2 separate regions of the Homo sapiens genome follow, and region 2 is linked to region 1. The links are chromatin contacts, found by Hi-C or POLR2A ChIA-PET in ENCODE. All regions are on one chromosome and are shown on one strand. Each heading gives the region's core, a stretch centred on a gene start or an enhancer-like site at or near the end of the contact. The rest is flanking DNA. Distances are from core to core; before and after follow the strand shown. Region 1 overlaps DIP2B (disco interacting protein 2 homolog B). Region 2 has its middle 22 kb from the start of LIMA1.

Evidence for each region. A loop is a pair of places that touch in the nucleus more often than their neighbours do. ChIA-PET counts read pairs that join two places held with the same protein, here RNA polymerase II (POLR2A). Pooled maps may share reads with other maps.
Region 2: POLR2A ChIA-PET joins it to region 1 with 11 read pairs in BJ. The contact joins two enhancer-like sites. A Hi-C loop is called at or near these places in 1 of 168 maps with a recorded cell type or tissue (PC-3) and 3 of 50 pooled maps. POLR2A ChIA-PET finds 5 or more read pairs at or near these places in 1 of 52 experiments (BJ).

What each region holds. Positions count from the first base shown.
Region 1 is chr12:50,640,757-50,645,221 of GRCh38, reverse strand. It overlaps DIP2B (disco interacting protein 2 homolog B), which reads right to left. Exons shown (of 38, transcript NM_173602.3): 3 at 4,370-4,465. Among named protein-coding and RNA genes, the nearest start is that of ATF1, 120 kb to the left of the region's middle. Within about 2 kb of position 3,026, at least 6 of the 41 ENCODE cell types and tissues checked have a DNase peak (open chromatin) inside an H3K27ac peak, as active enhancers do; they include PC-3, where a contact is called at or near this core.
Region 2 is chr12:50,302,863-50,307,575 of GRCh38, reverse strand. No RefSeq gene overlaps it. Among named protein-coding and RNA genes, the nearest start is that of LIMA1, 22 kb to the right of the region's middle. Within about 2 kb of position 3,160, at least 3 of the 41 ENCODE cell types and tissues checked have a DNase peak (open chromatin) inside an H3K27ac peak, as active enhancers do; they include PC-3, where a contact is called at or near this core.

The DNA of each region.
Region 1 (4,465 bases), core at 1,777-4,276:
TTGCCAAACTGTTGGGCTATTACTTTTAAGACATTACCAACTTATTTTTAGCTCTGAAATGAAATAATTTTATACTGCATTTATACTGATTATACAATTGTAGTGTCCTTGGAATTTACTTAGTTGAATCACGATTGCATATTTAATTGAATCTATGGTGTCATCTTGTATAAAACATTCTGATTTTAGGTATGTTAAAAATGAGAAAAATGTCCTCCTTATATTAGAAGGAAAAATGATTCCTAGCTGTCTTAAAAAATGATTAATCACTTCTACTGAGAAAGTAACAGACAACAGCAAATCAAATTCTTACATTTATTAATTAAAAAGAGTACATTTCCAAAAGCATTTTTATATATGATATGAAATATGTAATGGCAAACTGGACAAAGCTAGGGAATTACACACATTAAGAAAGCTTTAGAAGGCCTGTAACATTTGGATAATTAGTAATTACAGAGCATGTTTTTCCCTGTCACAGGCATTCACAGCAACAGATTACAAAACGAATCAAGCCACCCAACTATTTTCTAACATGATAAACCTTGACCCATACACCAGTGTCAAAAAGAGATGTTCAGTTATCTATTAGAAAAGACTCTTATTGATAAGAACAGGCAGCTCTCTTAACTGAATTTGACTCACTGAACACCACACAATTCATCTTGATCTTTGATAAAGAAGTCACTTCTGGAGTTCAGTCCCCAGACACAAGTGACTTTGGACATCTCTCCCAGAAGCATGTGGAAGCTGGGTATCATTTTCCAGTATTCATGTTTGAGCTGAATAAGGTAATACGAATACTCCCTTAATGTCCTGTTTTATTTTTGTTGTTTTGTTTGAGGTACCTAACTTCTCAAGAGATTAACATCAAGGGAGTCAGAATGACTTACAATAAGATCACTTTCCATCTCAGGCATTAATTTGTGTTTTCTACATTTGAGACCATACTATGTGTGTGCAGGGAGGTGAATCATGCCTGGATGTGCAGGAAAAAGAAATATACTAATAAGGTAGTATACTTGAAATTAAGCTCCCTCTTGGCTAAAGCACAAAGAATGGAATCAGGTCAGATAATCTAAACTCTGAATAAAGGTAAGTTCTTTATACTGTGTCTGAAATGTGAACACTAAGTCTATTTAGATTTGATTATGATTGGTTGAAATGTTATAGGTGTTAATAAGCCTCCATCAAATAAGAAAGTGTTTTATAATTACACTTACCAGCATTAATATAAAATCCTTCTTACATAGCCATCACTTTATTCTGAATTCTAGCAACTTTTATTAAATATACCCTAAATTCTTCAGCTATTTTTGCACATGACATGTAAATGTAACCCTTTCTATGACTGGCGTAGCAAACAGATATAAGGTCAGCTCCCATCAACCTCCACTACTTATCTGCTCCACCTCTGCAGGGGCTGCGGGTCTCTTCTCAAGCAATCCTCCTGCCTCGGCCTCCCTGAGTGCTGAGATTACAGGCATGAGCCACCCCTGCTGATTTCTTCTTATTCGGAGAAGCCAGAATTCTCAGAGACTCAATTTCTTTCACATCCTGAGCTTTCTTTCGTTATTTAGTTGAGCAATTCCTAATATACTGAAAAATTTGATTTTCACCCAAAGTCTATGCTTGCATCCTCTTTTTATGTTCCCCTCCTGATAGGATTGCAGGACCCTCATAGCTTTCAATATCTTCAGGGTTTTTAAATCACTTTTTCTCCCCTACTTCACCTCGTTCTGGCCTACTTTTTGCTACTATCCTTTAAAACACACACACACACACACACACACACACACACACACACACACACACAGAAAAACTCCCAGTGAGATTAACATACAATTGTTACAAACTCTCTAGTATACCTGCACCTAACCAACAATCTCCACAGTCAGCTGACTAGTATCTGATCCACAGCATACGCTTTCTAATACTTGGGATAATCAAAAAGCAATGGTGCAAAACAGCAGGGACTACAGATCACAGCTGGGTTTTAACAGGTGAAGCTCAAAATTTTATAGTACTAAATGAGCTCACAAAAAACTTTTTTACATTTGATTGGCTTGGATATAGAATATTGAAAATCACCTTTTTGGATCCTTAATAATCCTTTATTACATGCTATAAAAACAAAGAAAAAGGAAGGTTAAAAAAACAAAACGCACACACACACTCACACACACACACACACAGAAACTCCCAGAAGGCCAGGGATGAAAGCTGTGACGGCTAAAAACCCTTCTGGACAGGTTGGAACATGCTGCTGCTGAACCTGGGCTCCAGCCTGAAAAGGCAACACTAGGTGGCTGGAAAATGAGGCTCAGGTGATTGGCAACAAAGGGGTGCACCTGAATGCTTTGCTACTTCCAGCCCTCCCTTTCTCTGATCCATTCCTTAACTAGTAACCACGATGTGTTGTTGTTTTTTTTTGAGACAGAGTCTCGCTCAGTCGCCCAGGCTGGAGTGCAGTGGCACGATCTCGGCTCACTGCAAGCTCTGCCTCCCAGGTTCACGCCATTCTCCTGCCTCAGCCTCCCGAGGAGCTGGGACTACAGGCGCCTGCCACCACATCCAGCTAAATTTTTTTGTATTTTTAATAGAGATGGGGTTTCACTGTGTTAGCCAGGATGGTCTCGAACTCCTGACCTCAAGTGATCCACCTACCTTGGCCTCCCAAAGTGCTAGGATTACAGGTGTGAGCCACCACCCTGGCCTACTAGTAAATACTTCTATTCCCTTCTTTCTGCAAAATATCTGTTTAGCTCTTATATATGGAAGGCCCTGTGCCAGGCACTGCAGTCTACAGCTGGAGTGAGCTACTGGAACAAATACAAATCTGATGATGTTACTGCTCTGCTGAAAATCCTTCAGTGACATTCAAGATCCCACAAGATCTGGTCTCTGGTAATCTTTCTAGCCTCATCTCCCACCTCTTTCTGACCCTTGCATTCTAAGTTCTGAACACTATTTCCCTGGCTAACTCTTGTTTGTCTGCCATGACTCAGCTTGGATGTCTTTGTTCTCTGAGCAAGCCTCTCCTATCACTCAAGACCAGTTTAGGTATAAAATTACAACCTCTATTTTTTTTTTCCCGACTGAACATTTCTCATCCTTTTCTCCTTCTGTGTGTGAAAATATGTATCTAGTAAAATCAGCTCACAAAATAGCTGATGTAGCTCTTCAACTGTGTCCTTTTCTCATTTTCTCTAAAGCAGTTTTTGAGAGGATGTGATATAGACTGTGTTTTTCAGTTCAAGAAAATGTTAAGGCAACCTTGGTCAGTACAAAGAAGACAAAAATCTGAAGAAAATAAATAATATCCCCATTAGTCTTTTTGCTTAATTCTGCCACTTCTTAAAACAAGAAATGTGCTGCAGAGACTACTCTTGGTGCAGCGGACAGGAAGTGGGCATGGGAAGGGCCTGCTGCACCACACGTGCTCTAGGGATCTACCAGTCGTTCCTCTGCTTATCAAAGCCACACACCTGGTACTGGCCGCCAGGTGGTCCCAAGCACAGTACAAGCAGGAGCATGCTCCCGCTGCCATGCAGGCACACCTTGCTCCTTCCCTTCCTGTGGGTACTTCTTGGGTTAGAAGAAATAACTAATTTGAAATTTCATTGTGAGTTTTCTTTCAGCTCCATCAATTAAGAGAGACTAGTTATGCAACAACTCTGGCAAACACAGAAGGGCCTGCCTCTTCCAATAGAATCCACTGAGGTCTCCTAGTACCACCCACAAGACCCAACCCTTCACTTTCTTATTTACTTATTTATTCACATGGCCTTTGTGCTTGTATGCTTGTCTGGTTCTCTTCTTAAACTGTTACATTCCTTAAGGGCAGAAACAGTCTTTATTTTTTTTGAGATGCAGTCTCACTGTTGCCCAGGCTGGAGTGCAGTGGTGGGATCTCAGCTCACTGCAACCTCCACCTCCCAGGTTCAAGTGATTCTCCTGTCTCAGCCTCCTGAGTAGCTGGGATTACAGGTGCCCACCACCATGCCCAGCTAATTTTTGTATTTTTAGTACAGACGAGGTTTCACCATGTTGGCCTGGCTGGTCTCAAACTCCTGACCTCAAGTGATCTGCCCGCCTCAGCCTCCCAAAGTGCTGGGGTTACAGGCGTGAGCCACATCGCCCAGCCGGAAACAGTCTTATGTGCTGTTCCATTTCCAGCAAATTATTGAGTACCTACTATACCTGATACATAGTAGGGTACAAAATAAATGATTGGTGAATGAGTTAATATAAAACTGTTGGTGCCTCATAGGGAAAAAAAAGACAAGTATTAGAAGCTCTCAGGATACACAGTTCATACTACTGTTAGGAAAACGATTCAGCTGGCCATTCTGCAGCTTCTCCTCACCTGATCGATATCGTTCATCCCTGGCTCCCCCAGATCGAGTTCGGTGGTACTTAGAGGGAGCAGAAGTTTGAGCTGCAGATGGAGCAGGTGTCTGGT
Region 2 (4,713 bases), core at 1,911-4,410, 340 kb after region 1:
AGGAAACTAATAGTCAATGGCTAAAGAAAAAGGGGACCGAGGTGTTATATGAATACTGATATAAAGGTAATAATTACAGGCCAGGTGGGGTGGCTCATGCCTATAATCTCAGCACCTTGGGAGGCCAAGGTGGGCAGATTGCTTGAGGTCAGGAGTTTGAGACCAGCCTGGCCAACATCTCCACAAAAAATACAGAAATTAGCCAGGCATGATGGTGCACACTTGTAGAGCCAGCTACTCGGGAGGCTGAGGTGGGAGGATCACTTGAACCCAGGAGGCGGAGGTTGCAGTGAGCCAAGATCATGACACTGACTCCAGCCTGGGTGACAGAGTGAGACCCTGTTTCAAAAAAAAACAAAAACAAAAAAACAAAAAAATCGCCGGGCAAGGTGGCTCACACCTGTAATCCCAGCACTTTGGGAGGCCAAGGCAGCCAGATCACCTGAGGTCAGGAGTTTGAGACCAGCCTGACCAACATGAAGAAACCCCGTCCCTACTAAAAAAAAAAAAAAAAAAAATTAGCCAGGCATGGTGGCGCATGCCTGTAATCCCAGCTACTCGGGAGGCTGAGGCAGGAGAATCACATGAACTTGGGAGGCAGAGATTTTGGTGAGCCAAGATCACGCCATTGCACTCCAGCCTGGGCAACAAGAGTGAAACTCCGTCTCAAAAAAAAAAAAAAATAAATAAATAAAAATAAAAAAAGAAGAACAAGCAATAACAAACAAGAATTTAGGAGAACTAAACAATGATGTTGATGAGCTTGCTTATTTATTTATTTAGAGATGGGGTTTCACTCTTGTTGCCCAGGCTGGAGTGCAATGGCGTGATCTCGGCTCACCTCAACCTCCACCTTCCCAATTCAAGCAATTCTCCTGCCTCAGCCTCCCGAGTAGCTAGGATTACAGGCATGTGCCACCACGCCCGGCTAGTTTTGTATTTTTCGTAGAGATGGGATTTCTCCATGTTGGTCAGGCTAGTCTCGAACTCCCAACCTCAGGTGATCCACCTGTCTTGGCCTCCCAAAGTGCTAGGATTACAGGCGTAAGCCACTGTGCCATTCTGGTGAGCTTATTCATAAGATGGGTAAAAAGTTTGTGAATTATTTATTATAAAATTGTACGTGATGGTGTATCAGTTATCTATTACTGCATAGCAAATTACCTCCAAAATTTAGTAGCTTAAAACAACATACATACATCTCATAATTTCTGTGGGTCAGGATTTAGCAGCAGTTTAGCTGGCAGGTTCTGGCTCAGGGTCTTTCATGACATTGGAGTCAAGATGTTGGCTGGGGTTGCAGTCGTCCAAAAGCTTGGTAGAGGGTAGGGGAAGAGGTTGGAGGATCTGCCTTCAAATTAGCTCACTCACATAGTTCTTAGCTAGAGGCCACAGGGACCTCTTCATAAAGTTTCTTGAGTATCCTTATGACATGATGACTGGTTTCATCCACAATAAATGGTCCAAGAGAGGAAGGATGAAGCCACAATGCCTTTATATGACCTAGTCTTAGAAGTGACACACTGTCAGGCCAGGCGCAGTGGCTTACACCTGTAATCCCAGCACTTTGGAAGGTCGAGGCAGGAGAATCCCTTGAGCCCAGGCACTCAAGACCAGCCTGGGCAACATAGTGAGACCGTATCCCTGAAAAAAAAAAATTAGCTGGGCATGGTGGCATTTGCCTGTGGTTCCAGCTACTCAGGAAGCTGAGGTGGGAGAATCACTTGAGCCTGGAAGGTTGAGGCTGCAATGAGCCATGAAAAGAAAAAAAAAAGTGACATACTGTCATTTTTACTCAGAAGAAAGTCCAGGCCGGGCACGGTGGCTCACGCCTGTAATCCCAACACTTTGGGAGGCTGAGGCGGGTGGATCACCTGAGGTCAGGAGTTTGAGACCAGCCTGATCAACATGGTGAAACCCTGCCTCTACTAAAAATACAAAAATAATTAGCTGGGCATGGTGGCGGGTGCCTGTAATCCCAGTTACTCTGTAGGCTGAGGCGGAAGAATTGCTCGAACCCGGGAGGCAGAGGTTGCAGTGGGCCGAGATGGCGCCATAGCACTCCAGCCTGGGCAACAAGAGCGAAGCTCCATCTCAAAAAAGAAAAAGAAAAAAAAGAAAATCCATAAACCCCACCCATGTTCAAGGGGAGGGGCGTTTCACATTTTATAGGGAGAAGCATCAAAAAATTTGTGGGTTTTTTTTTTTTTTTTTGAGATGGGGTTTCACTCTTGTTGCCCAGGCTGGAATACAGTGGTGTGATCTTGACTCACTACTGTAACCTCTGCCTCTCGGGTTCAAGTGATTCTCCTGCCTAAACCTCCTGAGTAGCGGGGATTACAGGTGTGAGCCACCATGCCTGGCTAATTTTTGTATTTTTTAGTAGATATGGGTTTTCACCATATTGCCCAGGCTGGTCTAGAACTCCTGACCTCGTGATCCACCCACGTCAGACTCCCAAAGTGCTAGGATTACAGACGTGAGCCACCGCACCCGGCCTGGAATTTGTGGTTTTAAAACCATCACAGATGGTATACTAAAAGTAAAAATTTGGATTTTTTATTAAAACAGAAAATTGATCCTTGAGTATATAGTTTGCTGTCAATGCTCAGATAACACTAGTTTCTTTTCTTTTCTTTTTTTTTTTTTTTTGAGACGGAGTCTTGCTTTTGTCACCCAGGCTGGAGTACAATGGCATGATCTCGGCTCACTGCAACCTCCACCTCCCAGGTTCAAGCGATTCTCCTGCCTCAGCCTCTTGAGTAGCTGGGATTACAGGCACCTGCCAGCATGCCCAGCTAATTTTTTGTATTTTTAGTAGAGATGGGGTTTCTCCATGTTGGCCAGACTGGTCTCGAACTCCTGACCTCAGGTGATCCGCCCACCTTGGCCTCCCAAAGTGCTGGGATTACAGGCATGAGCCACCGCGCCCAGCAACACTAGTTTGTTAAATTACTAAAATACTTTTATACAAGAGCCTGTTAACTTTCTGAGTCTTGTTTCCACAGTAGTCACTCAACAAATGTAGAAAGGGAAGGAAGGGAATATTTAAAAGTTGTAGCAAGAAATACACAAAAACTACATTTGGTCAGCATGACTCATTAATGGGAATGATCCAAAATTATCTGACTCATTGGAAGGTAAAGACCTTTGGAGGATAGTGCAATTTTCAGATTTGGACTTTGTCCTGCTTGGGCTTAAAAGGGCTTTGCCTTTATCCAAAGCCTCAAGCAGAAGACAGAACAAGAGGATAAGGATAAAGTCTTTCTTGCAAGTATGTGGTGATTATCTCCAACTAGGATGAAAGTTACTTATAGAAGACAACATCGGGGCCAGGTGCGGTGGCTTGCGCCTGTAATCCCAGCACTTTGGGAGCCGAGGAGGGTGGATCACAAGGTCAGGAGATCGAGACCATCCTGGCTAACGCGGTGAAACCCCGTCTCTACTAAAAAATACAAAAAAATTAGCCGGGTGTGGTAGTGGGTGCTTGTAGTCCCAGCTACTCAGGAGGCTGAGGCAGGAGAATGGAGTGAACCCAGGAGGCGGAGCTTGCAGTGAGCTGAGATCGCGCCACTGCACTCCAACCTGGGTGACAGAGCAAGTCCCCGTCTCAAAAAAAAAGGAAACGATATCTTTTCTTCTTTTATCTACTTTAGCTACTCAGTGAATGAACTGTCTGGCCTGGCGTGGTGGCTCATGCCTGTAATCCCAACACTTTGGGAGGCCAAAGTGGGTGGATCACTTGAAGTCAAGAGTTCAAGACCAGCCTGGCCAACACGGCGAAACCATCTCTACTAAAAACACAAAAATTAGCTTGGTGTGGTGGTAAGTGCCTATAATCCCAGCTACTCAGGAAGCTGAGGCAGGAGAATTGCTTGAATCTGGGAGACAGAGGTTGCAGTGAGCCGAGATCACACCACTCTGTCTCAAAAAAAAAAAAAAAAGAGAACTGCCTAACAGAAATAAATATTTTTAAAATATGGTCAGCTTTTATTTCAAGTAGTAATTTATAATTACAAGAGTGCTGAAACCAAAGCCTTGGCTCCCAATTCTGCTATGTAAATGAACTAATTAAAGTTCATAGTTTTAATTATTTTTCTTTTTTTTGAGACAGGGTCTTACTGTCATCAGGCCAGAGTGCAATGGCGGCACGACCTCAGCTAACTGCAGGCTCCATATTCTAGTCTCAAATGATCCTTCTGCCTCAGCTTCCTAAGTAGATGGGACTACAGGCATGTGCCACCACCCCTGCCTACTTTTTGCATTTTTTTGTAGAGTTGGGGTTTTGCCATGTGCCCAGGCTGATCTCGAACTCCTTGATTCAAGCAGTCCATCTGCCTCAGGCTCCCAACGTGCTGGGATTACAGGTGTAAGACACTGCGCCTGGCCATGGTTCTAATTCTATTCACCTGCTATACAAAAACCCAGGTTTAGCAGCTCCTGACATTGTCTATTAATTACGAAAACAAAAACAAATTAAGCAACCCTAAAGCACAATACTATACTTCCCTAATAAATCTAATGAAAAAAATCTCCCAATGAAAGGAGATAAACTGAACACATCTGGGATTCCTTTCAGGGTAAAGAATCTGTGGATGACTCTTTTAGAACCAGCTCCCAGAGCTCAATTGTCATGAACTTCCATCACATTTAAATGAGTGGAATAAACAGTTTGCTTTCCAGATGAGGTCAGTTGCCACAAGGATGTGGCCG